5 separate regions of the Mus musculus genome follow, and regions 2, 3, 4 and 5 are each linked to region 1. A link is a loop called in an ENCODE intact Hi-C map of the cell type or tissue named here. Cell type or tissue: left cerebral cortex. All regions are shown on one strand. Each heading gives the region's core, and the rest is flanking DNA. Links, peaks and the distances in the headings are about the cores only.

What was found. Peaks named below come from ENCODE experiments on the same cell type or tissue, not always from the same donor. Only the 100,000 strongest peaks of a DNase experiment are listed, where the experiment ranks them.
Region 2: it touches region 1 in a loop (4-fold over the local background); 6 of 42 quality-filtered maps call a loop at or near these places.
Region 3: a loop joins it to region 1, with 2.0 times the contacts of the local background. A loop is called at or near these places in 4 of 42 quality-filtered maps.
Region 4: a loop joins it to region 1, with 2.9 times the contacts of the local background. A loop is called at or near these places in 4 of 42 quality-filtered maps.
Region 5: it touches region 1 in a loop (2.3-fold over the local background); 2 of 42 quality-filtered maps call a loop at or near these places.

The regions. Positions count from the first base shown.
Region 1 is chr1:105,990,195-105,996,305 of GRCm38, reverse strand. Zcchc2 (zinc finger, CCHC domain containing 2) reads right to left here and starts at 5,900. Exons shown (of 14, transcript NM_001122676.1): 1 at 4,599-5,900. The coding sequence starts at 5,516. It overlaps Gm7160 (predicted gene 7160), which reads left to right and starts at 6,024. Exons shown (of 3, transcript NR_151625.1): 1 at 6,024-6,111. In left cerebral cortex, for the core only: CTCF peaks have their summits at 2,932 and 4,740; DNase peaks (open chromatin) are centred at 3,530, 4,555, 4,869, 5,171 and 2 more places; H3K4me3 peaks cover 3,612 bases; H3K27ac peaks cover 2,130 bases.
Region 2 is chr1:105,777,625-105,783,735 of GRCm38, reverse strand. It overlaps Tnfrsf11a (tumor necrosis factor receptor superfamily, member 11a, NFKB activator), which reads right to left and starts at 3,013. Exons shown (of 10, transcript NM_009399.3): 1 at 2,907-3,013. The coding sequence starts at 2,984. In left cerebral cortex, for the core only: a CTCF peak has its summit at 3,131 (motif pointing right); DNase peaks (open chromatin) are centred at 1,817, 2,406, 3,109 and 3,417; H3K4me3 peaks cover 2,024 bases; H3K27ac peaks cover 875 bases.
Region 3 is chr1:105,752,045-105,758,155 of GRCm38, reverse strand. It overlaps Relch (RAB11 binding and LisH domain, coiled-coil and HEAT repeat containing), which reads right to left. Exons shown (of 29, transcript NM_173187.4): 29 at 3,025-4,653. The coding sequence ends at 4,533. Among named protein-coding and RNA genes, the nearest start is that of Tnfrsf11a, 26 kb to the left of the region's middle. In left cerebral cortex, for the core only: no CTCF peak of the experiment used is centred there; no DNase peak of the experiment used is centred there.
Region 4 is chr1:105,739,370-105,745,480 of GRCm38, reverse strand. Relch (RAB11 binding and LisH domain, coiled-coil and HEAT repeat containing) reads right to left here. Exons shown (of 29, transcript NM_173187.4): 23 at 4,964-5,046; 24 at 4,121-4,184; 25 at 2,132-2,270. Among named protein-coding and RNA genes, the nearest start is that of Tnfrsf11a, 38 kb to the left of the region's middle. In left cerebral cortex, for the core only: no CTCF peak of the experiment used is centred there; a DNase peak (open chromatin) is centred at 2,816; H3K27ac peaks cover 1,273 bases.
Region 5 is chr1:105,873,624-105,879,734 of GRCm38, reverse strand. It overlaps Gm41926 (a long non-coding RNA gene), which reads right to left. Exons shown (of 4, transcript XR_878429.1): 4 at 2,239-2,625. Among named protein-coding and RNA genes, the nearest start is that of Gm41926, 13 kb to the right of the region's middle. In left cerebral cortex, for the core only: a CTCF peak has its summit at 2,845; a DNase peak (open chromatin) is centred at 2,935.

The DNA of each region.
Region 1 (6,111 bases), core at 372-5,371:
AATAGTCTGAATTATTTTGCAACTTGCTCTTAGTGCAATCACCACAACCTAGAAAGGAAGTCACTCTCCCTCCTTTTATAGAGGGCACTAAAGCTCAGCTTCAGGTTGGCTGGTTGCTGTCTCAGGGCTGGAATGTAAACCCCTCCCTACTAAGTGCTGTTCTAGACCACGCTGCCTCACTCAGAGCTCTACAACACCAGCCTCCCATCCATCTCCAGAATCAAGAAGTTCCGAGTGCAGGAGTGCACTGGCAAGAGTGGTCTTACCTAGCTGGAGGAGGAAGAGCATTTGTTTCCTTTCTACACCTGGACCCCAGGAGAAAACCTCTGCACAGGAAATCATACACTTCACTTTGCTAATCACCTGCTAACTAAAATAGTTACCTGACTGTAAAAAGCCTCTTCCAACAGTGTTTTATATCACAACTGATGCTTGTATTCCTTGCTGCAGTCAAGCAAACCAAGCATTTCACTAGAGGACATGGCTATTCCTGCTCCCACCTCCATCTGGAGATGCAGTGCTACATCTGTTTCCCTTAGACCACCTAGGAGGCCGACCTGACTCAAATGCTAATGAAGACTACTTTTAATAAGTGAGAAAACCTCAGGGAAGACCCACCAACACTTCACCATGAGATATATTCTAGCAATGGCCTAAGAAAACAAATGCAGTGTATATTACTAATGAATTTTAGATAGGACTTCTAGCCAACAGAATTAGCTCATACTTATATTTCATACTTTGGAGACAGAGGAAGGATCCCCCAGTTTGAGGCAAGCTTGAATTACAATGTGAAACCGTCTCAGAAACAACAAAACACTACTCCCTTTTATTGTCATCCCTTACATACATATTTTAGCATCTAATACAACAGAATTCTAATATCCAAACTTCTAGGTAGCTGCTCTCTATGCACTCTGACTGACACAAATGCGTCCAGATTTTCTTGGAGAAGTAAAATTTAGACTAAAACCCACTATAAAATTTTCTTTCTCAAGCTCCAGCACAACTCATACGTTATCTGTACTGCAAACTGAGTAGAAATAATAGGTCAGTCAAGAACAATACAACCAATCTGCACATTTACAGAAAAGGGGACAATTTCACAAGGTTTTCCCCCCTACTAAATTTACTAATTTTAGTAGGTAAAGAAAGGACTTGTGGCCACTTAATTTTGATGCGTTCAAGTATGGCTTATGAGTTTAAGTGACACTAAGACACAGGATCTTTTATTCAAATGTTAATACTATTTGTCAGGTCAAACAACCAAGCTTCAAGCATTAAGAACAACCAAAAGAGCAACCACACAATACCAACCACTGTAGACTACCAAGATAACCAATGTGGTTTGTTTCTCATAACTCTGCATCGATAGTTAAGGGAAAACCTTCTAAAAGCGAATACCCATGAATAGTGTCAGTGCCTATAAATCATTCAAACACAGGAATAAAGCTAGTTCCTAAAGCCACAGGGGGTTTTTGTTCCTAAGTCTTTATGGCTTATCTTATTAATAACAGGAAGAGAACTGTGTTTAACATTTGGTGTTTGCAGCTATTTTCACATATGAGAACTCTACAAAGAATTACACACATCCTAAGATACATTAATGAGTACTCCCACTACTGTTCCTTGGGCCTATTTGTGGAGCTATATATACAAGCATAATGGTTTATTGCAGCTGGGAAGAAAGTAAGATTTATGTCAAGTCTCCTAAAAGGAGGCCCAATACTCAAGTTTTTATATAATGTACAGAATCATCCAAACCCCATTTTAAAAGCTATGAACTGTCACTTCTAAGAGTAAAACCACATTTGTTTATTCCTGTTTCTCTGATGTGGACTAATAAGCACCAACTCACACTGTCCATGGTTAAGACATTGTGTGCTGAACTTCACCCTCAGGGCACAGAATATAAAGCTGTCATTCAAGTTTTATCCATAAATGTCATTAGTTTAAAAAAATTAAAGAAACCCAGAAACCCACTTTATAGTTATTAGGTACAATTCTAAAGCTAGGTACGGTATTCTGAACCAGTATACCTTAACAAAAAATTGAGTTCGGATATGCTTCCCTTGGTCATAAACACTAATAAAGACAAATATGATTCCTAAGCAATGAGAAGCTGCAGAGCTGCAGCCAAAGTTACTTCCAGGGCAAGTTAAAATGCAGCCCCATGAATTTCTCCTTTATCAGGTCTAAGTCGCCACCAGCCTTGGGCCCACGTGCTTCTCCACCTCCACTACCAGCCCTTCAGCCAGGCTGGGGCCCGGGCGGGGCCAGGGCTGAACGGCACTGGTCACGTGGGCTGCGCGGCCGCCATCTTGCCGGGCGGAGGAGGGGCAACCCCGACTTGCGGCTGTCTGCGGGCCGCGACCACGCGCGACCCCAGCGTCCTCCGGAGGACCCCGCGCCTCCAAGAGCGGCCGGCATGCGCTCCAGCCCCCTCCCTGCAGAATCCCGCCCGCGCCCTAACTTCTGTGCGCTTAGGTCACCGAGGGCCGAGCAACAGCTGGGCTGGACCGCGGGAATCCGCACTTTAAAAAGCCCACCTGCACCAGCAGCCTCAAGAATGACAGCCTGTGAGCAACAAGATTCGCTCAAACATCAAGTCCAAAACAGCGTCAGCTGGTGGACTTGGGGACCCACAATACCCCCCCCACACACACACACACACACCTCCAATAGGTGAGATCTAAGTTGTTTCATCAGAAAGAAATGGTTTGTTCATCAACCCTAAACAACTACGGGAGATAAACAACTACCTGGGAAATACGCGCTAAGCAATAGCCCCAGTGTCTAGCGCGCTGTCTTAGCATGTTAATCCCTGTAGCATTTATTCCCTACTCCCACTTCCTGAGAAGTGATGATGTGCTGAAATTAGTGGCAGGATGCCCAATCCCCTTTGTCCACTCCTCCCAGCACTCACTGGTGGCCAGAAAAGGCCATGCACTGCAGTCACAATAAAAATCTCATTACTCTGATTAGCACGTATCTACCCTCTCCGTCTGCTTTACAGTACCACATTCAAAGCAACATTAAGGGAAAGGAGATCCTCACAGTTAAAACTCTGCAATTAGTGCTGTACCTGTGTTAGTATACTATGAATGGAATGATGTAAACTGTTCTGTTGTGGGACACTTTCATCAGACCAAATTCAAGGTTATCTTATATTGTCATAAGAAAACATGTCCCCAACCTGCTCTCTTCTCTAAATTTAACAGCTCTGTGGTGTTGCTTTTCAGGTAGATTTAGTGAGTAGGCTGAAGGGTGAATTAAGCTTTTATTATCATTTACACAAACGTGTGTGCTGGTAGTAGAGACACTAGAAGATGGTATGATTTTACACTCATCAAGAAAACGCAAGGTATTAGTCTTATTACATCTGGATTTTGTTAAGATTTATAAGATAAAACATGAAATTGTGATTTCACAAATGCCTCACGGGGAAAAAAAAAGAAAGAAGTACTCAGCCTACATTATCTCTAAGGCAGGCCCTTTGAGACCTATCCTAAATGCCCAGGGTTCTTTGGTAATGAGTCTATACAATCATTAGTGAAACATAATGCTCAATTTTAGTTCTACCATATTGAATGACTGCTGATACATGTTAACTTTCAAGCGCGGAGGGAGGGAACACCTCCCCCCCTTAAAGTGGAAAAGCATGGCGTCCAAATCAGATCTGATCCACAAAAATAAGGTCTTAATCTACAGTTTTTACTGCAGTTGAAACATATCCCCATTAAATCGCCATTCTTAAGTGGTTTATTGGGCCTAATTAAATTACTTTCAAGACTGTAAAAATTCTTTAAAGTTTTCGATAAGTGGATTCCTATGTACTAAATGTGTTTTAATAACTCTTTCAGACAACGTTAATGCCTAAAGACCTAAGAGATCACCAGACCCCAAATCTGAAGTAGAAATCAAGCCCCTTAGGAAAGCTTGTTTGGTAGTCTGTTAAAGGTTTAGCCAGGCCATCCCAAGTCTTTACCTAGATGACCGATTTTTGTACTTAGGTCAGCCAATTCATAGGTCTCCACAGAATACCCACCGGAACACACACACACACTCCCAGTGAATACAAAGTTCTCCGACTAAAAGCCAAAAGACCTATTCAAAACCTTAATTAGCACACACTAAGTATAAAAAGTTCCTTATGCCACAGTAACCTGGCAGTGCCAAGGGGTAAGGCGGTTTTTAAACAGGCTGAGACTAGGAAACAGCCCACCCAGGGCTAAACGGACGGTGGTTGACAGCCCCAAGCGCTTGGCTTTTCCCCTTGCACCTAGCACCCAAATACTCGAGCCCAAAATGTCCCACGAGCCTCCTAATTCTGAGGTCTAGGGTCAGGGAGCTCCAGTCTTCCGTGATAACTCGTGCACATCAGAAGAGAATTCTAGAGCATTCTGTTATGGCGGGTGGCTCAATGTGCATGTGGGTGACTGGAAATGAGCCACCCAAGAAAATGACGATGACTACCCATGGCTGAGAGCCGCGGAGTGGTTATTCCGAGACACCTGCATGAGGCTGGGGTCAGAGCTGGATTCTGAGGCCCGCCGAGGCGGAGGCCGGAGCTGCGACTGCACTTCTTCGCACCTTACCTGGGCCCTGGAGCCCGCAAAGTTGCTGGGCTCCACCTCCGCGTCCTCCGGCTCCACCCGGAGTGCGCTGCGGAGCCTCTCCAGGTGCTCCCTCAGGGTGACCCGCTGGTGGAAGGAGAAAGCCGGGTGCAGCGAAGCCATGGTGAACAGCAGCAGCAGTTCCTCTTGGGCCCTGAAGCCGAGCCCGCCTCCAGTCCCGAGCTTGGCGCAGCCACTGCCTTCCGGGCCGGGGCCGTCCTTCTCCGCGTCCTGCTCGCCATCGCCACTCGGCTCGTCCTCCACGCTGCCCCGCGAGCCCTCGGCTCGAGTCGCGCGCAGGCTTCTGAGCACCGCGTCCACCTGGGGCAGGAGGCGGTGCAGGCGGCCAGCGGCCTCTCTGTTCTCCGAGCCCAGCAGCGCTAGGTATACGATGAGGCGCGAGCGCACGGCGGGCTCTCGGAAATCGGCCAGCGACCCTGGGTCCGAGAGGCCGTTGGCCTTCGCCTCCGAGTCGCGCAGGTAGTGGTAGTCCTTGCGCGCCAAGTCCTCCAGGCACGAGCCGAGAAAGCGCAGCTCCAGCGGGTTGCACAGGTCCAGCAGCCCGCACATGAACTCAAGGCGCTGCGCCGAGCCCAGCACCAGCCCGAACCACTCATACACCCGCTCCTGTTCGCGCAGCGCCGCCGCGTGCCCGCCGCCGCCCGGCATGCCCGCGCCCGCCGTCGGCCCGCTAGCAACAGGCGGCTCGAGCCCCCGGGGCGGCGACGGCGGCGGCGGGGGTCCCCGCGGCAGGCCCGTGGGCGGCGGCGGCGGGCGGCAGTCGCGGCGGCGGCGCAGCGGAGCCTTTGCGCCCGGCCGCGCGTCCGCCTCGGGCTCCTCCGCGTCGGGCGGCGGCTCGCTGGGGTGCGTCGACTTCGGTGGCAGCTTCATCCTCAGCATCCTCAGCTAAGGCGGTGCGGACATGCGAGCGAGGGAGCGGGGGCGGCGGGAGGAGCCGAGCGCCCGGGCGGCGGCACGGCCGTCAAGAACGTTGCCCCTCCATGCCGCCGGGGCGGGCCGGGGGCGGGTCTCGCCGACCGGGGACGGGGGGCGGTGGCCGGCCGGCAGCTTCGTCCCGGCGGGAGGCGGGGCGTGACCGCGACGGCTCCTCCCCTGGGCTCTGTGCCCGCTGGGGAGTCCGGTGCGGGAGGAGCAAGTCGACGAGCGCGTCCTCCTTCCGCCTTTCCGCGTCCGCACGGGGCTGGCGGTGACGGCCTGAGCCGTTCCCTCTCGAGCCGGCGCTGGCAGAGCGGCTTGGCGAGGAGGAGGAGGAGCAGCGGGGCTGGGCGGAGACGCTGGCGGGCTCCGCGCACCGCACTCCAGCCAATCAACGTTTAGATCTGGCGTGACGCGAGCTTCTCGTTTGCCCCCCCCTCCCCGCCGGGAGCCGCCCTCTCTGAGAAGCCACGCCCACCTCCTGCTATGCTGCAAGGCTCTGGCACATCCCGCGCGGTCCTAATGCTTGATGGGTTCCAGCAGACTGAGGACGTGGGTT
Region 2 (6,111 bases), core at 512-5,511, 210 kb after region 1:
AGCCCCAAGGTCTTAGGTAACCTGGTATGTGTACGCATAGTTATCTCAGGGACAACTGTGCAACTGAACTATCAACATAAGGCTTAAGACATTTTAAAAGCATATTTTCATTAGCTCTGAAAACAAATTCAGTTGAAATTATGGGAAGACAGATATAAGAGAGCATGGCCTTCCACTGGACACAAACAAGGCCTCCCGAGAGCACTCAGGGTTGGTCACCTAAGTGGAAATGATCTATGCAGAAGTCTGCATATGGTTCATATGCATATAACTAATGCTCAGAGTGAATCTTCATGGTGTAATGTCCTCTAAATAATTTGCGTTTTAGTAGCACATATTCCCAGTAAGCTTACTGAGGAACAATAAACTTACTGGGAGGTGAAATGGCTCATCAGGCAAACACACCTACCACCGTGCTTTCTGAATGGAGCTTCATCCTCAGACCCACAAGGCTGGGGGTAGAGCTGGCTTCCAGGCGAATTATCCCCTGAGCCAGTGTTTCTCATCCTTCCTCATGGCTCAACCCTTTGATGTAGTGCCTCATGTTTTGGTGACCTTCCCCACCCATAAAATGATTTTCATTACTACTTCATAACTGTAATTTTGCTAATGTCATACATTGTAATTGAAATATCTGATATGCAGGATACTTGATGTATGATCCCTGTGAAAGGGTCATTCGACCTCCAAGGAGGTACACCCACAGGCAAGAACGGCCATGAGTCTGCTCTCTAGCCCACAGCTCACAATAGTTTTAAAATATATACATGTACATATATACATATTTGTACATATATATATATATATATATAGTTACAAATAAAAAATGTATGTAATTAAAATGCCTCAAAGAAAAGCAGAAGAGAAAAAGAAGGTAGGGACGGGATGATCTGAGAGATCAACTTAAGCCACATACAGTCAGTTCACTGTGCCCACGAATTCTGCACACAATTCAATCAACTGCTGATCAAAGATACAACTTAAAATCTGTGACTATGCTGAACATGCAGCAACTGTTTTGGGTTACTGCTCACTAAATAAGATAGCATAACAAGCACACACACTTGCCCTGAGCTGAGGAAACCATAGGAGGAGGTGGAGGATGTAGCTTAGTGGTGAGATGCTGGTCTTCGCAGACCAGCCCCTGGTCCTCGCAGACCAGCCCCTGGTCCCATACCCAGCACAGCCAAGAACACACCCAGCACATGCCTGCACACAGACATACATACAAAATAGGAGAACTGCCAGCTAGTTCCAAACGCTATGCTAGTCTGTTATTAGAATCAAATGTGGGTACGTTTTTCCCTCTCACTGTGTGGTCAGGCAGGTTTTCTGAGGCAGCTAGCTATTGATAGAGACCCGGTTTTTTAGTTTTTGTTTTTGTTTTTGTTTTTGTTTTTAAAGGTAGCTCCCTGTCCGACCTGTTGATCACTTCATTAAGCAAGCAACATTTGAAGTGCTTCAAATGGTCGATTCTGTTAGGTCCTCGCGCCTTGCCCTCCCTCACCCACTCTAAGAGACCCAATTTGCTGGCAATGAAGTAGAGCGAGTCTTTTTACTGTGCAGCTCCAATTTTTAAGTACATTTGCACTATTTCTGTCCTGGTGTCAGCTAAGCTGCCTTTCTCTTCTCTCCTTACCTCAAACACAGCCAGGTCACCTAGGGCAGTGACATTCACAGAAGCCAAAGACTGTTTTAACAGGAGAAAGGAGAATCTAAAACTGCTGAGCCAAGAAACCTCGCTGACATTTTCCCTTCCCGCAGAGGAACCCCCAAGCGCACATGATGTTTAGCAGGCTTCCCTTCATTGAACAGCTCAGTCTACCCGGACAGAAGTGAACATTTGGCTTGGTGCTTGGGGTGGCTGCCACACTGAGTAACACGGTGGTAAAGAAATCACTCCCGGGAACCGCAGTGAGACTCCTCAGTTGCCAGCAGACCAGCAACTGGGATCCAAGCTCTTTATCAAGCACTAGCGACTCCAGAGGGACCCTAACGCGGGATTCAGGGATCTGGGAGCTCTTCCTGCAGGGACTTAGGCTGCAGGGAGGAGATTCTCCACACTGACTTTTGCCTCCTCCTCTAGGCTGCTGATGGTGCCTGAAGAGCTGCCAGAAAAGCCCTGGTCCCCAAGTACTATGCATTCTAGTTACATCCTGTCCATCACCATTGGGCCCAGACCCATCCCAGGTGGAGGCAGGGATTGCAAGGCTTGTTCTTGGCATCAGTAATAGCTCGAGGCACATCACTACCCTAGTTTCTGCCATTGCAAAGACATATTTCATCCTAACATGGTCAAAGGTTTCTAAGCACAAGCAACTCCTGCCGATCCATGAACTGTTTGTGGGGCGGAGGGAGAAAAGGGAACATACGAAAAGGAAAGCTTGTCAGCTTGGCCAAAGAAACTTCCAACTCTCATCCAGGACATCTCTCCTACACTTCTCCGCCTTCGCAGTGGGGCAGATGGAGAGAAAACTAAAATAGGGAAGGGTGTGAAGACCAAGTCAGGGACCCTGCACTCCCAGGGACCCACGCGGATTGAAAGCACGCCCCCAAGGGTAGCAGGTTTTAGGAAGGAATCACTAACCTGGTCTGTACATACAATCTTACTGAGGGTCGCAGAGGTCCGCGTTAGCTACAGATGGGAAGAGCCTACTAGGTGCACCCGGAGAAACAAGGTAGCACCCAAGCTCCGTGCTCCACAGATCCCGTGGCCCAGGTTCCGGCTTCTGCAAACCTCAGCTTTCCAAGCCGCAGCACCCTCCCAGTCGCCGTCCCTTAGATCCACGCACCAGCTGGGGTCTCCATCCGGATACCCCGAGTTTCACCTGGTGCTCGTGAGGCTGGGGCGCGCCAGAGGACCTCGACCCTGGGGGACCACAGGCGACAGCGGTGCGGATCCTTACCTGCAGTGGAACGAGCAGCACGCAGAGCGCCAGCAGCGGCGCGGGCAGCTGGCGGCGCCGCCGGGCGCGCGGGGCCATGGCGCGGTGCGGGCGGGCTGGGCGCGCGGCCTCTGTGGACCGGCGGTCGCCGCCGCCCTCCGCCCGCCTCGTCCCGCCCCGTGCGCCCGGCTCCGCCCGGCACCTGCCCCCGCGCCGCCGACCAGCTCCGCCAGGGGGTGCCCGAGCGTGGGCTGCCGTGACGCGGGACAGAGATGGTTTTGGCATTCCACGAGTGCTTCAGACCCGCGCGGAGTCCTGTCCGAGTGTCCCCAGGCTCTGAGCTCTCTGGGTGCAGCACCTGCGTGCAGGCGCTAGATAGCCCTGCCAAGGTTGTCCTTCGCCTTCAGTGGACCCTGCCTTGTCGCCACTGTGGACCCTGCCTGCACAAGGTGCACCCCTGTTGGGGTTTCCTTAACTGTAACTAAAGAATCTACACAATGTAGTGTCCACGGCTCCCCCAAACCTCCTTTACCCAGCCCTATACTTCCCCTCATTCTGGCCGCCTCCAACAACCGCTTCCTCTTGGCTGTTCTCCGAGTCACCGCACCTGTCTCTGCCCTTCACCCCCTCTGTAACACTCATAGCAAGCTTTCCAGGTAGGTAGAAACTTGCCACCATGCTTAACGAAGCCCTTCACCCGAACCGCTAGGTCACCTACCTTACCTCTTCTAATACAGAACTAGTTTAAAGTCAGGAATAAGCGATCCTGTCGTATTAGTTAAGGGATTCTCATTACTGGCTTCTGGGTTTGTCTTTTTCCAAATTTCAGGTCAGTGTTGGTTACACAATGGTACATACAGCCTTGCCTCTGTGTAGTAACAGTAAGAGGAAGAGCTTTGTCTCCCAGTCAACAGAAACACAGTGTTTTCAATTCCTTGAGTGCCAGAACCGTCTCTGCCAGCTTTCTGACCTCCATGTTAATGGTTTTTCCGTCTAATTCTGAGAAACTATGGAGTTTTCTAACAAGGAAGACTGGATTTGTCTATTATTTCTTTGAATTCTGTCAGTTTTTCTCATCCTTGAAACTCCCTTGAGACATAGCGATTTATGTCTTCTCGGTACATTGACCTTTTATCATCACAACATGCCCTTCTTGATCAACATAAAATTTCACATTCTGGTCTACTTTACATTTATGTGTAGCCATGTCACCTTTCTTATGAATGCTATGTAAGTAGTATATCTGATTCTTTCCCATGCAAGACTGTTTAAAGTGGCAGCATACATTTTAGACTGTTCCTGCCTTCCTATTGGAGCGTGCACATTTAGTGATCGTCACATACGGTGAATTGAAGTCTATTACCTTTCTGATTTTTTCTGTTTGTTGAATCTTTAGTCCACTTTTATTATTGACTTCCTTTGTGTTTCTCTAAAACAATTTTGGAAACAGTATTTTATTTCATGCATTGCAATACAATTTTGTGTTAAATAAAATACTACAGTAGAACTCTTTGATTTAAAATGATATTATTTTTAAAACAGTAAAGTGGGAAAATTTTCAGGTTACAAAACCCTTTCCTGGAAAACAGTCCTTTGGATTACTTCTAAGATTCCATTTTGTCACCCATCATTAGCCTGCTTCATACATATCCTTGTTTGCGTGTGTGTGTGTGTGTGTGTGTGTGTGTGTGTGTGTGTTCATGTGCACGTTGTAGGCCTGAGGCCAATGCTGAGTATCTTCCTTAATTACTTCTCCTTCTCAATACAGAATCGTTCACAAAACCTAGAGACCTTACCAATTCTGCTAGATTGGCTGGCTAAGGGAACCCCAGGGATCCTTGTATCTCCTCAAAATACTTGCTTGACTTTTAAATTCTTGGCTGTCCAGCCTGATTGGTTTACTACCCAGTTGCTTTTATGTTTTCTGGAAACTAAACTGTGTGTGTTGCCTTAAAAAGTTAAAAATCATTTGGAGAAGCAAGTCCATGTCTAAGAATTTAACATATTGACACACTGAGGGAATGCACAAAACTGTTTATTTCAGCATTTTGATAAAAATCACACAACGAAAAAAAATGTGTATTTCAGTAGAGAAAAGTTTGCTTTTCATGGTTTGTAATATTTAAAACCCCTACATGTTTGTTGAAAAGATGTTCACATAGTAAATGAGAGAAGCAACTTACTGCTCGATTTCACATTTGTAAACAAGCACAGCAGCCTCATGGGGTTTACTTGAAGCAGTTGAAGATCGTTTCTAGGAAGTCCACAGCGGCAAGTGCTGAAGCTCGCAGTGAGTACCCCCACTGCAGCCTGGAGAAGAGCTCTGCAGCTCAGACAGAGGTACAGAGAGGCTCAGGACTCTAGGCAACAAACAGAAGTGAATTTTCAGTAGCAGCCGAGTTGCACAGTGGGGAAAAGAGAAAGTTAGAACTTTATTTTTTGATGGTTTAAAAGTGCAGATGCTCCCTGATTAATGACATGGCTACATGAAGATGAACCCACAAGTTGAAATAATCCAGCCCAGATGCCACAGGTCAGAACACAGGACTCTGCAGATTGCTGGCTGCTTCCCTTCTTGCTCCCAGCTGAGTGGGAGCTGTGGTTCAGCTACTGCCTAGCACCAGGGCAGGATTGTGCACTCTGAGTCAGGAGGAGGAAGAGGAAGAGGAAGAGGAGGAGGAGGAGGAGGAGGAGGAGGAGGAGGAGGAGGAGGAGGAGGAGGAGGATCCAACATTCTCACAGTGCTTGTGATGGATGCTATTATTCTTGGGCCGTGCCAAAGCTGAAAAAGATGGAGTTTATTCTCCTGACTATTATAAGTCAGCGACCAACTGAACTTTCACTGAGGGCAAAGTTCTTTTATAATTTTTAAAAACAATTTTTAATCTTACAGGAATATGTATATGCTTGCTAAGTTTTTTCTGTAACACATGTGTACAAGTGCTAATATAGTCCACAAGATGGGACCAGAGCTAGATCCCTGGGAACTGGAGTTACAGGTGGTTGTTAGCTGCCTGGTGTGGCTGCTAAGAACTCAACCAGGTTCCTCTGCATGACCAGTAACTCTTCTGAACTGCTGCGCCACATCTCCAGCCCTTGCAATTTGCATTTTTAGACACAGTCTCATAATGTAGTCCTGGCTAGCTCTGAATTCAAAATGTAAAACAGGCAGGCTTCAAAATTGCAGGGATTTGCTTGCCCCTGCCTCAGAGTACAGGGATTAGAG
Region 3 (6,111 bases), core at 366-5,365, 240 kb after region 1:
TGTTCAAATTGTTCTCATGAGCCTGTTTCAGAACTTGGAGGCAGAATGGTGACATTATTTGCTTTCCATCTCTTCTTCTATAGGACCCATCCTTCCATGTCACTCACCTGAATATTCTCATCACATCACTTCTGGTGTTCTTTGTTGAGAGCTCAGATATCTCCCTCATACATTTACTCCAGTATCTTATTCTTACCCAGTTTGGAGTCTGCGGCCATCACTTTACACATTTCTCTACAGGACTTTTAATGTTCTGCTCTGCACATGGAAAATCAGCTCTGGCTATGTCTTTCTTCTGAATCTCTTGGGAACAGCTGATCTTGCCAAAGGCCGAGGCATGGGGTTGGGTGTTAAACAATTATGCTTAGTAGTTTCTCTCTAAAATTCACAATTCTTATTTTCAAGTGGGCTCAGAAAATTGCTTGGCAGGTCTACAGTTCTCCCACAGTTCTTGAAGGTGACTAATTTAAAATTATTTCTCAAGCTTCCAGTATTTTCTAGAGGCCAGGCAAGCTAATGTCTGCTTCACACTTGACTGATAAAACAGAAGGGATTATGTGGAAACCCCCTAATCTTCCTACTACTCACCTGCAAGTGTCTGCCCTCGTAGCATTTTCTCCTGTCGTAATAGTACACTACGTCCATCTGTGTGCTATTTTCTCAAGTCTCCCTTTCATAGCTGCTGCCCCTGGCTGCTGCGGCATTCTCATTAGCCTCAGGCCCCACAGTACCAATACTATGGCTCGAAGACCCAGTAATGGTAATGACTCTCCTTACACATGTCCATCACAATCTATTCCTAGTAGTACTGCAGCTGGACTTTACGGGTTCCTATCACCCTCCTCCACCCTTATCCCTTCCAACCCCCAACACTAGGTGGGAGGGAAAGAAGGCTAGAAAGAAAAGGGGGTGTCATTATCAGACTACCTCCTGCTGATTAGGGACATCGAGTTACTTGGGGTAATTTTGATCTTCGTCCTCAGGATTATCTCCAACTAGCAACCACTAGCAGCAGCAGCACCCCTCTTGGGGCTCTTGAATTTGTATACCCTCTCAAGAGTCCCCAGAATTCCAAAGCCATGTACTCACAAAAACTATCTTCACCTGGCAAAATCACATTCCTGTCAGAACACAAGGCAAATCATAGTCTGCTGCTATGAACAATCTGAAGCAGTCTTATATCCCACACCTGGGATTAAAACAAAAACATTCCCATAACATTTCTGTTTTTAAAGAAACCAATATTCTCACTACACAGTCCCTTAGATTACTGCTGTCATAGCCATGGATGCAGCTGAGAAGCCCTTCCTTGTAACACCATTTGCTTTTTGATGCCTTAGTGCTATCTCACTGTTGCCTTCTGCTTTTGCTCTGCTGAAATTTCCAAGTGTGACTGGCAAGGTTGCTTTAAATTCTTTCTTCCACATAACTCATCCCAGACTCTCATTTCATTAAAATACGAGTGACTGTGTCCAGTACTGGCCTCTCCTGAGATGCAGGTGTAGCTAGTTTACTTCTTAAATGGCACTTTCACCCACAAATCTCAGGCATCATAGATTTAACAAACATAAAACAGAATTAGAATCAAACTCGGGCTCCTTTGCTTCACTACTGTGCATCATTCACTCCTGTTAGTCCATCTGTGGGTAGCCCCACTCTACCCATGCTGTTCTTCATGTCTTCCTAGCTCAGTAAGTCACTTGCACTTAGGATTCTTCTCTCTTCTGTCACACAGCCAAAACCTATTTTTTCTACTTTTAGGTAAAATGTCAACTCAAAGAAGACAAAATATGCAACCACTCTAATGATAATTCTCCCTCAGCCTTCCTGTCAACCCGTTCTTTCTTGCCCAACATCGGCTTGTCATTACTGCAACAAATATGTTAGAGAAACAACTGAAACTCTTCCTCAGGTCAAGAACTTGTATATAGAGATACTCCTGCTATTCAAATGTTTCCTGTGTTTTGGAAGAACTTAAAATCAATGACTATCATCTGAAAAGAGTTCGCACTTTACTTCGCAACCATGACATCTTAGTGACAGGTAAGACAATTAAAATAAAGGAATGTTACTTGAGATATACTTCATGGCGTGCCAGCTGTTTTCCTCTTAAAACCTTATTATTTAAATATTTTGATTCATTAATAAAAGTATAACAGAAATATACTGGCCTACTATGAATTCCCTAACTACGGATTGAAAAATTTTCATAAAAACTGTCAATATCAAGCACCTACATTTTCTGTACCTGCAGTAATCCTTAAACAATAATTATCTTTAAAAGTATAGTCCCTGGTAAGTTGACCACACTCCAGTTGAATGTTACACATACAATACTATAAGGCAGCATAAACCAAACATGATGGGTTTACTAAATCCAAACCAAGCCAAAAAACAACTACCACCCTCAAAACAAACAAAACACAAATACTCCCCCCTCCAAAAAAAAAAAAAAAAGAAAGAAAGAAAAAATGAAAGAAAAGCCCTGCTAAGTTAAGAGGATACAGAAAGGGGCATGGATCTGGGAGGCCTTTGGGAGTACATAAGATCATAACACTTGTGTGAATTTCTCAAAGAATAAAATCTTAAAAAAGAAATTATTTCCTCTACCCAAATACTATTATAATTAACAGAGCATTTGCATTGTTCTAGACACTTTCAGCAATGGAAAGATGACTCAAAAAATATGGAAGGATAACAATAGCTATAAACGCTTTGCCACATAGGCATCTGTAGATTTTTGTCATCTGCTCTGATTCTTGCAACAATCTCCAGATACCAGAAGGCTCTTTATCTATTCATCTGGTAGCTAATATACATGTATTCCACTGTAGCTCAGAGTAGATTATAAACATTTTCTTTAGAAACTATGTTTGAAATACATTAGTTTTATATTGCCACAATCCTTTTAAATAAATGTAAATTAGAATAGGAAATTTATAGAGATTAGATTTCTAAAATGTATTTTCATGAATAAATAATTTATTTTTGTACGGATAAAGTGATTCAAAGTGAAAACAAAATACACAGCAAAAACAAGTATGCAAAACATTTATTTATAACAGATCAACATTTTGACATGAAAGGTAGCCACTTTCAATTTCTCAGGAATGCCTAGAATCCAACAGTTCAGAAAAACTACTATTCAATAATTTCACTATAGGTAAAAGAAATGAATGGCTTTGCCTAAGGCAAATAACTTTATAAGCTTTGACTGCATGGGAAAGCTAGCTTTTCCACAGGAAGTGAATGTGATCCAAGTGTATTAAAGCCAATTTACACAATAAATATGAGAATCATGTATATGCGTCAACTGTGTAAGGCCTCACATTAACCCCTTAAGCCAGTTACTCCGTTTCATACACAACACTCTGTGTCGCTGTGTAGACAATTGGTCAATTCCAGTGGGGCTGTCTATCAACGTAAGACTATACAAATAAAACACAGCAATGGGAATAGCCACCGAGTTTAAGGTACCAGGTGGCAACAAACCAATAATAACTTAACTAACATCACTTTCACTTTAGAAGGGAAAAAGGAACCCCAAATGTCCTAAACTTACTTAGTACTTCTCATACAGGATGAAAAAGTAAACTGCAAAGTTTAAATCATCAGAAAGCATCCTAAAATGTGTTATAGGAAGTAGGCGTTAAATTTCAGACTTAAATTATATTTTCTTGTGTATTTCAATTTGGGAATAAACAATTATTAACTCTTCTCAGTACATTTATTCTTGAGCATCTAAATCTAGTACAAATGTTGTGAAATTCACCCTGGCTACTCCTCACCATGCTCAAGTGCTGTTTTCCTCAGGGAACTCCATCCTATGCATCTATGTGTTGGGAGGCTAAACAGCACTTAAAGGATTCTCAAGAGAGATGTGAAATGTTGTAAGTCTCATCATTATCTATTGACTGTAGGATCTGCCATTCAAATTCACCACAGCAGCCTGAAATACTGTGTGAAAGGAATGCATGTAGTTCCTACAGAACATACAAACTCAAGTCCAAAAGGCACAGAGTAATGCTGGTGGCTCTTTCTAGTCAGTTAAGAAATAATAAAAAGTCTGCATTATTCTTTCATAATTTAAATACTTAAGTAATTTCCACTTTTATTACTTTATAACAATGACTTCAAATTTACATTATTTTAAGTACCATTGTAATAGCTTAGAGTATAATACAGATATTTGTGAATATCCCATCCAAAAATAAAAATTAAAAAAACAAAAGCAAAAAAACCCCTCTTCACTATACATATATATATTATATATAAAAGTTATTCTCAAAAATAAGAACATAGAATAGGGACTTGGTACAGACCATTAAATCAAGTTTCTATTACCACAGTTATAATACCCAAAGAAATAGATACACAGCAATAATTAAAAGCAGTGCAAATATCTTTGGAGGTTAGGATAACATTATAACACAAGAACATAAAGTCAGGAAATCAAAAGGTAAGCGCTTCAAGTACAAGGAGCAGTCTACTTGAGGTCCATCTTAGTGTCCACCGGGGCGGGCCTCCCGCTTCTACTTCTTTCTCTGAAACACATTGGCCAGCATGGCACCTGATGTTGTCAACTGGCCCATTTTGTTCAAAAACTTGGTCTTTGTGTCTTCACTCACTAAACTTGCAGCAATTGACATTGAGCTAGAAAAGAAAAATTTAAAAAGAATGTAAAGCATTAAAAATTTAAGAGAAGGCACAAGTGTGGAGGTCAGAGGACAACTTGTGGTTCTTTCCACCATCAGGCATGGTGGCAGTGCCTTAACCTACTGAGCCACCTTGGGGACTCTTCAGTATTTCATTTGTTAGTGACATATTATCATTATATCACACAAAGGTAAGGAAGATTTGTGATGAAAAATTTTTATGTATTATCTTAGATTTGCTCTTTTACATGAAAAGCAGCAGCAGTTAACACCACACATGGATCAGGGTTTGCCAGACTTTGCTTTCCAGCTGTGAGGCCTTGAGGAAGCTGTTTATCTAGACAATGGGGCCCTTTGGGACTCCACAGTGCAAAGTGCTTATAGTACATTATAGCACTCTACAAATGTTGGTAGTTTAATGGTTATCCTTTTGCCTGCATGCTTTGTTCCTCAGGAGCTATCCACCGCTTCCCACCCCCACCTGAGACAGATTTCTTATTGGCCTGGGAATTACTAATTTGGCTAGGCAGGACAAACATAAAGTCTCTGCTACCTTGGAGGTACCACTACATCCAAAAACCAAAAACGAAAAAAACCAAAACGAAAACACACACACAGACACACACAGACATAGACACACACAGGACACAGAAACACACCAAATCAAACCTCAAAACTGGTTCTGGGGCCTGTAAAGCTAGCATGGCGAGCAGTTGCTGACTGAGTTACCCTCCTAGCCTTGTGCAGTTCTTTTAACTCTATCACGTCATTCAATTCTTACAGCAAGTCTGGAACATAGATATTACTTATTTCCCAAATGAGTAAACTAAATCACAGTGAGGTTTGCACTGTGCCAATAAACCTATTTCTTTGTGTTTGTGTGTGCGTGCACGAGTGCGCATGTTGTGAGCAGCTAATTATACTAATTTCAATGAATAGATTTACAAATTCATTTCTTCTTTTCTCCAGCAGCCTAGTATGCAGGGAGTAAACACAATCTGAATGACTGCTGAAGATTGCTTATTTACCACACTGCTTAACAGGAAGAGAACCCTGATCAGGCACAACTTTTCAGTGCCCTGACAAACGTCCTGCAGTAGACAGGAAACCCAGCGTACTGCATTGTGGTTTTGATCAAGATGCTTTAGATCCCATTTAGATTCCGTTTCCTTGTCTATAGAACAGAGCTTGCAGTTTCTACTGTAAAATGTCCTGAGGACTAAATTAGGAAACGTGTGTGAACAAACCAAGGGCAATGTGTGGCAAGTTACAATCAACTTGCCTAATTTTAGAATGAATTTATGTTTTAAATGGTGGTGCACACTAGCAATTTCAACACAAATACACAGGAGGCAGAACTATAGGTAAAACACTGGATGGAGTGTGTTGGGAAGCTCTTTTCATCATAGAAGATGAGGAAAATTCCCAAGGGACTTGTATGTGTACTAGCTTTGGG
Region 4 (6,111 bases), core at 462-5,461, 250 kb after region 1:
CTGGAATCCCAGTGTTTGGAGGTTGAGGCAAGAGACTGTCATTAGTTCAGGGACAGGCAGAGTATGGAAACCAAAGGAAGCCAACTCAAACCAAAGTAGATTTATATGGGTCTTTAGAAAGCCTCCAAAGTATGATGGCACACTCCTAGTGGCCCTGACAAGTAGCTGAAAATTGTTCTAGATAAAACAACTGATGTTTGAAATAGAAGCAAGGGACTATAGCAATTGTTCTGTGGTCAAGAGCACTTGGTGCTTATTGGGCAAAGGGCTGGGGTTTGGTTCCTAGCACCCACATGGTGGATCACAATCATCTTTGATTCCAGTTTCAGGGGATCTGATATTCCTTTCTGGCTTCCTCAGGTACCAGGCTTCCATGTAGATATATATTCAGGCAAACACACACACACACACAGATACACACCCCAAAACAAAATTTCAAATAGATGCAAGACCTAAAGTTCAATGGAAAATTGGGAAATAACAGGGCTACTGAAAGAACTAATGTTAGTTAAGGAAGAGACTGAGAAATAATCTAGTTATTCCAATTTTTCTACTCTTTCTTTAAGTACCAGGAGGATTAACTATAAATATGGAGAGTTAACAATATAGAATTGTTTTTGATATGGGCTTGATTTCACTGTAAGTCATATTTACAGATTTGACATTAAATTCCTCAAGGTAAAAGCCCCTTGAACAGGAAAGTAGGCCAAAGGGGTAGGGGTGGTAAGAATCAAATTTCCCTTTTTCCCTAAAAATGTTTTAAAGAGGTATCAGAGACAACAGTTAACTAGATCTATTCAACTAAAGGTTTTCTTAAATTTACCTTTAACTGTTCTTTTGGGACTAATGGGAAAAGAAAAAGTTTTTTGTTTCCTATTACATAATTTTTACATATTTAATAGGTAGGCATCTATTACATGAATAAAACTATCACATATTAGATCTGCTTTTTACAGTTCTTAAAAATTCTAGGAGACATTGAAATACAGATAGTGCTTGCTCTGAGAAATAACTGTCAGCCTAGAATTACAAAGGACAAAGCCTCCATGGATCCATGAAAGGAACTGTTGCACAGCACGCTCACGGAGATCCCGATGGCTTCTTCTCCCAAATCTCCCTTGTGGGTATATGTAAGTAGGTTACACAATGCTCTACCTGCAACTAGATTCAACCACATGGCATAAGCCAAAGACCCATTGTTACTTAGCATATTCCTTAATCTAGGTGCTAGGAATTATTCTCTCCTTCAAAGGAACTACTGTCTCAATGTCAACCTTCAGAGCTTTGACTGGGACCTCATGTAAATGTGGTGCTGGAACACTGAGAGTGTCCATGCTCATAACTAGAAGAGCAATCTTGTTCTGTTGGTTGGCTAACTAATTATAAGTACATTCACCTAATGAGCAGAGACTCTCATTGTATTAGTAAGTGCCCATGCCCTCACAAACCTTTTGGGCACTATAGTCCCAATAACTTAATATATTTTGTTGATCATTCTGATCTTAAAACTGGTTAAAAAAAAACCTGGCTATATAATAAACAGTCTATTAGAGAATACACTATTACAGTAGAAACCACACTGACTTAAGTGGCCAATCCTATGATCCTCTAGAAAGGATGGCAAATTCCTAAAACTAATAGGACCATAAAATTCTATCACAGTGATAACAAACATGCTTTTAGAGTGTATAACAAACATGTTTTTGGATACCAAACATGCTGGGGTGGGTTTGATGCCACCCAAGAAACTGTTATGAAGGATGAGGGCCACTATAAAGGATACAAAGTAGAATCTAGAGAAAATGAGTTAGCATATCATTACATAGATCTAATCACTGAAAATTAAAACAAAGTAGTGTACCAGGATGGCAGCATGCCAAGAGGGATAAGTAAGAACGTGACTGTGCTTTAGAAGCACAAAAGCATCCATAAAATGTTGATTAAGAAAGTCTCTTAAGCAACTACAGGTGGCGAGCTACTCAGTGTTTTATAGCTGGTATTTAGGAACACAACAGGGATCAGTTCCAGGATAGTTTTTAGAACACGAAAACAAAGAACAGCAAGGCTTTGACACTCAGACAAGCTCCTGGCTGTGATGGAACAATGAGGAACAGGTAGAAAGGTCACTTACACTCATCTCGGAACCGGGGTTCTGCATTAGGCCCGACTCTGCCAAATGTTCGGATGACCTCTGTATGCAAAGAATGCTGGTCTTGGTACTGAGGGTCTTCCAGGAAAGAAGCCAACTGCATCTTCACTCTTTCTAGCAACTTGAAATCAGAAATAGAATATTAAAATTGGAGTATGTTGTTAGGGTGAACAATAACAATAATTGTTAGGGTGATTAAAAATGGCCTGTGGTAGTAGATTCACACTGCAAAACCATTATAGTGAAATTTTCTTATTAAGAAAAGATCTCACTTTCTGTTTCTGCAGTAATTTTTAAAAAAATTTATTTATTATACGTAAGTACACTGTAGCTGTCTTCAGAAACCCCAGAAGAGAGCATCAGATCTCATTATGTATGGTTGTGAGCCACCATGTGGTTGCTGGGTTTTGAACTCAGTACCTTTAGAATAACAGTGTTCTTAACCACTGAGCCATCTCTCCAGCCTTGTTAATTTAGGTTAACAAGCAAATACACTTAACAAAAACTTAAAAACAAGTGGAAAAAATAAAGCCAACTACGTAAGGAAAAGTTGATCAAGTTTTTGCTTTTGTATCTAAGTTATAAGTCTCAAACCATAGTGTAGGTACCAGCTATCCACCCCTGAAGCAGTGAGTCATGGCTGACTTACATCTTACTCACAGTTCCCTAAAAGACATTGTATTTTTAGGATTTAAGACCATGTTGAAATTCTGGCAAGACTGCAAGCATTGCAGAAAGATGTGTTCTTTTTTCTGCTGCTTTGTCAGTGAAATATGTAGAGCACAAAAAGGGGGAAAATATTCTTTCTATAACTAAAAATTTAGTTTTTATTGTAAGAATCTTTACAAAATCAAATTTCATTGAATTCCTTATTTTGATGAGTAATATGTCCACAAATCACTTATTTTCTAGTCCACAATTTTTTTTTCATTTGTACTAAATATATTCCCAGTATGACAAAAAAAGCAAAAAAACCTCTGAAACTCATTTTGTTAAGTGTTTAAGAATTTTTATTTTATGTGTATGAGTGTTTTGCATGTATGCATGTATGTGTGTATGTATGTATGTGTGTATACACACACACACACACACACACACACACACACACACTATGTGTGTACCTGGTGCTTGGAGAGGCCAGAAGAGGGCATCTTGCTTCTCTGAAAGTGGAGTTATGGATGGTTGTGAGCCTCCATATGGGTGCTGGGACCTAAACCCAGGTCTTTTGCTAGAGCAGCAAAAGCTCTTAACCACTGAATCATCTCTCCAGTACCTTGAGAAGTGTGTCATATGTAAGGTTGCAGTTAGGCACAGAACATAAAGACTTTGAAATGAAACCATAGTTTTAGAATCAAGATAATCTTCATGGAGAAAAATCTTGCTAAACACCTGAAGCAGGGAAGTCAGGGTTCATAGTGGTACAAGCCACAAGATCTACATAACATATTAGAGGATTTTATAAGGTAGCATCTATGACAGTTATTAGGGTTTAGGTCCCTCCTCTACTTCATCTGTAAAAGGGAGATAGCTTTGTTTTCCTAATGTTTTATGACAATAAAATATGTACGCTGGGCATGATGGTGCACATCATTAATCCCAGCACTTGGAAGGCAGAAGCAGGCAGATTCCTGTGAGTTTAACGACAGTTTGGCCTATACAGGAAACATCAGACCAGTCGTGGCTATTTAATGAGATTTTATCTAAAAGGAGGGGGAAAAAAAAGAATGTATGCAGGTTGGTTATATCCAGCTAGGCTAAAGTTAATTTTTTAACTGAGAATTCTAATACAGAAATGGAACACTTTTTAAAAAATAATAAACAATTAGTCTAAACTATGGTACTTTTAAATTTCTGGTAAGTAATAAGAAATGCCATAAAAGCTAGGATGCTCCCTGACCCCACCTTTGGGTATGTCATCAGAAATCTGTCATCACCACTGGCACAGAGTGTAAACAAATGTCTATGTCCTACCTCTCTCTGAATAACTGTTTCCATAATAGTGCCAAATGCTGGGATTGTAGCAATCCTGACAGAGCTGTTAGAAATGAAAAAGGAAAGAGACTGAGACTTCCCTGAAAGACAATAGGATCATCATTAACATATATATAAAAATAAGCACAAGGTAGAAATCCCACATTAGTCTCTAGCAATGACAGTTAAACTTTTAAAGAGCAGACCAAGAAGAATGCTCAATAAGACAGGCAGGATAACTCAGGGTCACAGTCTGTGAACTCACAATTCAGGATCACCGGACAAGGTAACAAGGGCCGGAGCAACCCGCTTGTCAACTAATGCTTCACTCATGCCTCGAAGAGTCAGCTGTAAACCAGTCAACATGCAATAAAAAATGGTTTGGTAAACTGGAATGAGAACTGGGTTAGCTGTGACTGAGGATGGGCAGGCAGACTCACTGGCCTTTCTTGCTTTAGTTGTCCACTTAAGACGTTAAAATGTTAAGCCTTTGGTTCATGCCACTACACTCACTGGTAACAACCTGTTAGTGAGATTAGCAGAGCATCCTTTCTTGGCTTGAAGAAATAGTCCATCAGCATGTTTTGGTTTTGAAAGTGTTTATTGATTATTCATGCTAATACTTTTTTCTCTATTATATGGCCTCTAAGTTAGGCTTATTGTGAGATTGCCTTAAAAAACAACCTCAACGGTGTACTAATAGCAACATGGTAAGTTGAAAATCAAATAGGCCTATAACCCACTGTCACTATTTTCAAGTGACTGTTAACAGCATGATGGTTATTTCTCACCAGGCACATTAGGAAAGGAATGCTGGACATGGAAGGCAGGGACAACACTTACATTTCAGGGTCACTGGAGAGAGTAATGAGAGCAGGAACAACCCTCTGAGCTACCAGAGTCTCATTCACCCCCTTCACCAACAGCTGATTGGTCAGCACAGGGGGGATTCACAGGTGGTGCATGGAAAGCAAACAGTGTGCCACGGGAAGAAGAGAGGAACAACCAAGAGAAAGAGAGAAAACACAAAAGCAAAACCAAAATTAGAAGCTAAGCGAATACTGCTACTAGAGTGCTTACCAAGGCATAGAAGGCTTAGAAGGAAAGAAAGCTTAAATTGCCTAGCAGTCCACAAAGAGGCTTGTCACCATTTGGATGGCAGTTTGTTCTTTAGGTCAAAGACTATACTCAATTTTCATCTTCAATTAAAATGCAATGAAAAGTTTCTCTTCTTGGTTTTATTGAGACAAGGTCTCACTATGTAGCCCTGGAACTCACTATGGAGACCAGGATGGCCTTGAACTTACAGAGATCCCCTTGCCTCTGACTCTTTTGTTGGGATTAAAGGCATGCACCACTATACTCAGCTCTCAAAAAAACAAAAAACAAACAAACAAAAAACCAAAACCCTAAAATGGAGACATACTGTATTAATAATAACTAGTTAGTTAAAATTATTAAAAGTCAACTGAGTAGGATTTTATTATGATCAATAAAAGACAAATAAACATTTTTGAAAGCAAACTTCAAAATGGCTTGTAGCCATCACTAAAGTGCTTCTGTTTTACAGAGAGGATATTAAAGACCACACAGTAAAACTCTCAACCTGTCCTCACACAGCCTTATCATCTGAGCTGAGCTGCAGACATAAACTGCAACAATATGCTCTGGAGTGTTCAACCTAGACATTAGCTTTGGGTTCAAATTCCAGCTCTCTCCCACTATTAGCCATGCAGCCTTAGATAAGTTACAGAATCTCAGGACTGTTTACTTATCTGAAAATGCTGAATTTTGCATTTTGCAAGAAATATTGCATACAACACAGGCAATGCATACAATATGAATTTAGTTATAGTACTACTCAATAATATATGATTTGGAATTTTTATAAAAAGAAGTCATTTAATTACATTTGTAAGTTTACTTCTGAAACAGTCTTTTTCTTGTAATTTTCTTAAAGCTTACATAAATTTTAAAGTACAGGGCTGGCG
Region 5 (6,111 bases), core at 466-5,465, 120 kb after region 1:
GTGTGAGGGCCTCAGTTTGGGTTTGCAGAGGCCACATAACAGGCCAAGCATGACTGTGTACTCTATCCCATGAGAAGAGGTAGGAAGAGGGAGGAGACAGACAGGCAGATCTCTGTTAGTGAACCCAGCTTCAGTGGCAAGAGCCTGTCTCAGAAACCAAGCTAGCTAGGGAAATGGCTTAGCAGTTAAGGCCACTGACTACTCCATCAGAGGAGCAGAGCTTGCTTATCAGCACCCACGCTGAGCAGCTCACAAAAGCCCCTGTAACCTCTGCTCCAAGGCATCTAACATCCTTCTTCTGAAGAACGCCTGTACACTTGTGTGCACATACACAAGTAAACATGCATACACACACACACACACACACACACACACACACACCATTTAAAGCATTTGAAAAGGTAAGTTATAGGACAATAGAAGATAGCACTTGATGTCGATCATCAGCACCCACAACTGTACATACATGTGCACATGCACACACCACACACACAGACACACACACACTTATACAAATAGAAACAGCTCAAGTGTTTAGTGTGCAACAAGTAAATAAAATTCATCATAGTCACATTTTGAAATGAAAAACACATTTGCAATATGAAAATGTCACCCAATAAAAGAACAGCCAGGAGAAAATGTGCTCTATCCATATCATGGAATATGTTCTTACAGTAAGAAAGAATGAAATGAAATGCTCTAAAAGACTGATCAGATTTTAGAATCATTTCCACTGAGAGAAGAAAGTCCTGGAAGATGATACAGTGTGTCATTTCACTTCTTTATATAAAGTGTTCAGATGAGATCGATTTAGGGGGAACAGGAGGATTTGTTGTGGCCGAGCTAGGCTGAGGGGATGGGAACTGCTCAGAGTGGATGCATGCCTTCTTTGGGAGTGATGACGTTTCTGAGATTGAAGGTAGCATTAGTTGTATGTGAACATGTGAGCCAGGACCATATATACCGTACTTTAAGAGTGTGAGTTATACGGCGTATAGACTTTACACAGCTATCCGGAGGGGCGCCGTACCAATGGAAACAAACTGAACAATGACATGTGCTCTCTCTGGTCCATGGGGGAGGTTCCTTTGCTGTATCTGCTTCCTTCCCAGCTGCCTGGAAGGACAGAGCCATGAGCTGTCGTCTTTGTACTTCTAGACCCCAGCATGGTTCTCAGCCCAGGCGGTCGTTCCTGAGTGTCGCAGGGAAACATATCCTAAGTGAGTGCCTTTAGTGAAATATGACATTGGCTGCTTCTGCAAAGGTAACAGCTCACAGAAAAGACCCACAGTCTGGCCCAGTGACATGGCCCAGTACGTAAAGAAACTTGCCCACAAACTCACCATCCTGGGTTTGATACCAGGACCTACACAGTAAAGGACTCCCATAAATTGTTCTTTGATCTCCACACAGCAGCATGGAACATATATGAGTGTAGTGCAAGATTATTATTTTTATTGGATATTTTATGTATTTACATTTCAAATATTATCCCCTTTCCTGGTTTGCGAAATTATTAAAAAAAAACAACCTAGCCTGGTACATAGCTCGAGACTGAGACTGCAAGTTTCCCCCAGCCAACGCCTCTCCCACCAATGCTGGCTCTGCCTCTCCGGAGCTCTGAGATAGCTCTCTTGGTCCCCACAGGCAGCTGTGGGTGTGTTCTTGCCAGCCCACGCTCTGCTCAATACCTTTCCCCTGGAGCTCAGGCCTTGCTCAATCTTCCCATTCCAAAGCCTGGCCAAATTCCTTTAGCTATGTTCTTTCCCTCTGACCCACCTGGGTTGCTGGGAAATGGAGAACACCAGACAATCTTAGTTTAGAATCAACAGATAACACAATTGCTGGGTGTGGGATATATCGTCCAAAACTCATCAACTATTCTATGTTAGAAATCTTCCAGTGGTGTATTCTGGTGGATTCAGCCACAAGATCTAACAGTATCTGATGTACATTGTGCCTCCTTTTGCTCTCCCCTCGAAGTCCAAAAAGGGGCATTCCTTTCTCCTGCATTTCCTCTTCCTTTCCTTGACCTGGAAGGCCCACCTCCTCCTCGCCCAGTAATTGACTTCTTGTCATCTTTATTATCCAATTAATCAATTATTAGGGAAAAATTCCACTACATATGAGCATGTGCATACACTCATACAAATAGATACATAAAATATAATTAGAAAACTAAAGTTGTTACAATGCCAAATTTGATCAGAAGTAAACAAAAGAATTGACAGCTTCATTTTTCAAACATGTTTTTCATTGTTGGAATACAAACAGGTTATGCAGACAAGGTGCAGACATTCCTTCTATGTGGGCAGGGAGGGATGGGACTTTTCAAAGTAAATTCACATGGTTTTGACCAAAGTTATGGTGTCTCTCACTGTTTGCTACTGAGCACTGCAGCTTCATGATTTCATCATGGGCCTCTGAGTCCAGTATTAGATTCAGTTTCCTTAAACGTTGTCCACTGAGTACTTGGTAGTATGGATGCCTCTGGTATCAGGCAGTGGTATACACTGCTTATGAAGGCTCTTTGAAGCATCTTGGTTTGTGAATGCTGGCTATTCCATCCTCATGAACTCACACTTCCCAGATACTCTGAATGAGGATTCAACCATTCAAGTCCATCTGTAAGGGAAAAAAAAAGCTCCATTCTCAATATACGATGTAGCCAGGAAACAAGTTTCCTTCTTTGACAATCCAATGGGGTTAACCATCCAAAGGAATCCCTTCCTAGCACATGGCTTACAGTGTGTATGTAGAGAGAGGGGAACTAAATCCTCACTGCAATGCTATTTTTCACTTCTCAGAGAGGCAAAACCCACAAGTGGAGTCACACACTCTGCTGGTGGGTTGCTCTATAGCGCAAGCCTCGGAGAACTTGGAACTAGCTAGCAGAATTACATGCATTACCTTCTGGTTCAGCAGTCTCGGCACTAGGAATCCCTGCCAAAAATCACACTCTCAAAAATAAGAAAGACACACACACTAGGACTTCCCTGGTGTCCCGGGGAGTCTGAAAAGCCAGGAATAGCCCAGTGCAGCAGAGAGCTCACTCAATGAGCTAGGGCATATCACACACACGCACTGGAGTTCTGGGAACCAGGAGTGAGGTGCTCTGTGTGCCAACATAGAGCGAGAGTCATTTGAAGTGCAACCCAAATACAGAATGTGTTGTGCAGAATGGGCTATCCGTTCTTTAGAAAAAGGAAAAGTAAATGTATGCACACACATGTCTATTTGCTTCTGTAAAAAAAAAATGGGTACGTGAAAAATTACTGCAGGGAAAAAAATATCACAGAGTGAGCATGATAGAGATCACAGACAGACTCTCCTCATGTGACCTTGTTTAGCAGTGATTTTGTGTGTGTGTATGTGTGTAGATGCTATAAAACACAATTTCATAAAAATATTAAAAAACCAAAAGCACATATACATACACATATGCACAAATGAGTATATACACACAAAAGAAGCAAAAATATAGTCTTAATTTGACTTATAAATATCAATATGAACTAATACAGTATCATTTTAAATAATTTTTTTTTTAGTTTTCTTCACTAAGAAGATCTAAAAATAATGATCATGAGTTACCAACTCATGAAGAATATTCACAGGTCTTTAAATCTGTTCCACAATGCACGGAATGAAGGCTTCCCAGGAATAACTGATTTCTCTTCAGAGACAGGAGATGGACAAAGTGAGCCTGGACCATGTTCTCAGACAAGAAGTCAAGGGCACCATCAAAGGCTGTGTTTAAAGGACACAGGAGGGAATATGGAAAGCCCAAAAGGCTAAGAAGATACTATTTAAATATTAGTAAGGAAGACAAGGCAGAGGCAGCAGCAGCAAGGAACGTGGTTGGAGAGAAGGCTTCATGGTCAAGAGCACATGGAGCCCTCACAGAAGACCCAGGTTCAGTTCCCAGCACCTGCATCAGGTGTTTCACAATCATCTGTAACTCCAGTTCCAGGAGATCTGGCAATCCTTTTGGCCTCTGTTGGCAACTTTGTGCATATAGTATACATGCATGCATGCAGACACATGTATATGCATAAAATAAAAATAAAATTTTAAATAGAGATTTCAAAAATGCAGTGAATTAAAACAATTTATGTTGAAACTCTATGTGTTCATTAAAGAGCTTAGACATATTATGAAATGGCTAAGGCAGGTATGTTTCACTATTCTGAAAACTAACTAAGGGAAAGAGTCAAATACCATACTGGCTGGTTTTATGTGTCAACTTGACACAGGCTGGGGTTATCACAGAGAAAGGAGCTTTAGTTGGGGAAGTACCTCCATGAGATCCAGCTGTGGGGTATTTTCTTAATTAGTGATCAAGGGGGAAAGGCCCCTTGTGGGTGGGACCATCTCTGGGCTGGCAGTCTTGGGTTCTATAAGAGAGCAGGCTGAGCAAGCCAGGGGAAGCAAGCCAGTAAAGAACATCTCTCCATGGCCTCTGCATCAGCTCCTGCTTTCTGACCTGCTTGAGTTCCAGTCCTGACTTCCTTGGTGATGAACAGCAGTATGGAAGTGTAAGCTGAATAAACCCTTTCCTCCCCAGCTTGCTTCTTGGTCATGATGTTTGTGCAGGAATAGAAACCCTGACTAAGACAAATTGGTACCAGCATGGTGGGGTATTCCTGTGACAACCTGACCGTGTTTTGGGGAGGACTTTGGAAAGACTTTGGAACTTTGGGCTTGAAGATCCATTCATTGTTAAGAGCTCTGTCAGATGTTGTGTAGGAGCTTGGAAGATAATGTTGAGAACAGTGCAGAAGATGGAGGTCTGGTTTGTGAAATTTCAGAGGGAAAATTAAAGACTCTTTTCAGGACCATTGCTATTTCGATTGGGAAGATTTTGTGGTTCTGGTTAGCTGGGGCTGAAGAATCAGCTGTGATTAACAAGATACCAGAACTACTAAAGTGAAACTTTTGCATTACTCGGACTATTGATGCTGGTTAGCTGGAGCTAAGAAATTAGCAGTGATTAAGAAGAGACCAGCATCACTGAGGTGACATCTCCTGGGAAGTGTTTTCTGAGAGCACAGAGCTTGTGTTCCAGAGATAGTCAAGGTTGTACCTTGTGCTGTGGCTAGACTTGGTAATATGTAAGAGTTACCCAGGTAGTACTGGTTTTGAAGGCATGAAGGGGTCACACAGAGCAGCTGAGGCTCGGCACTGTGAGAGGCCATGGAAGGCCATTGGTGAAGGTGCAGCCTCAGTTGCAATTGATGGCCCAGGACTGAAGGGGTCATGCAAAGGAGTTGAGGCTTGGCACCATGAAGAGAGCCTATGAAAGGCTATTGGTGAAGTGTAGTTACAGTGGAAGACAGCAGCGTTTTGGAGATGCCAGTACCATGAGATGACCACCAAGAACAGCAGCAGCAGTGGAGTACAGGCAGCTGGAGTCTAGAAGACAAGGTGTGTGTTACAAAGGGCAGGGCTGGAGAAGTGACTGAAGCCCTTGGAGGAGCCCAGAAGATTGTGAGTTGGATCCCAGACATTGGACAGTTGGAGTTTAATTTTTGCTTTTGATTGTGACTGTGCCCTGATATTTTTATCTCTTGAAGGAAGAAAATATTTTAGTGGATTCCACAGTTAAGGGACTTTTAATTGTAAAAAGACTTTGGATTTTAAAAGATATTGGATATTTTAAAAGGATTGAACTTTTAATATGTAAAGGCTGTGGGACTTTTAAAGTTGTTTAGATCTTGGGGATGAATAAGAACTAAGGGTTGAGGCTTACTAGTGATGTGTTTGTATGTCAAGTTGACAAGGGGTCAATTGTACTGGCTGGTTTTATGTGTCAACTTGACACAGGCTGGAGTTATCACCGAGAAAGGAGCTTCAGTTGGGGAAGTACCTCCATGAGATCCAGCTGTAAGGCATTTTCTCAATTAGTGATCAAGGGGGAAAGGCCCCTTGTGGGTGGGACCATCTCTGGGCTGGCAGTCTTGGGTTCTATAAGAGAGCAGGCTGAGCAAGCCAGGGGAAGCAAGCCAGTAAAAAACATCTCTCCATGGCCTCTGCAATCAACTCCTGCTTTCTGACCTGCTTGAGTTCCAGTCCTGACTTCCTTGGTGAAGAACAGCAGTATGGAAGTGT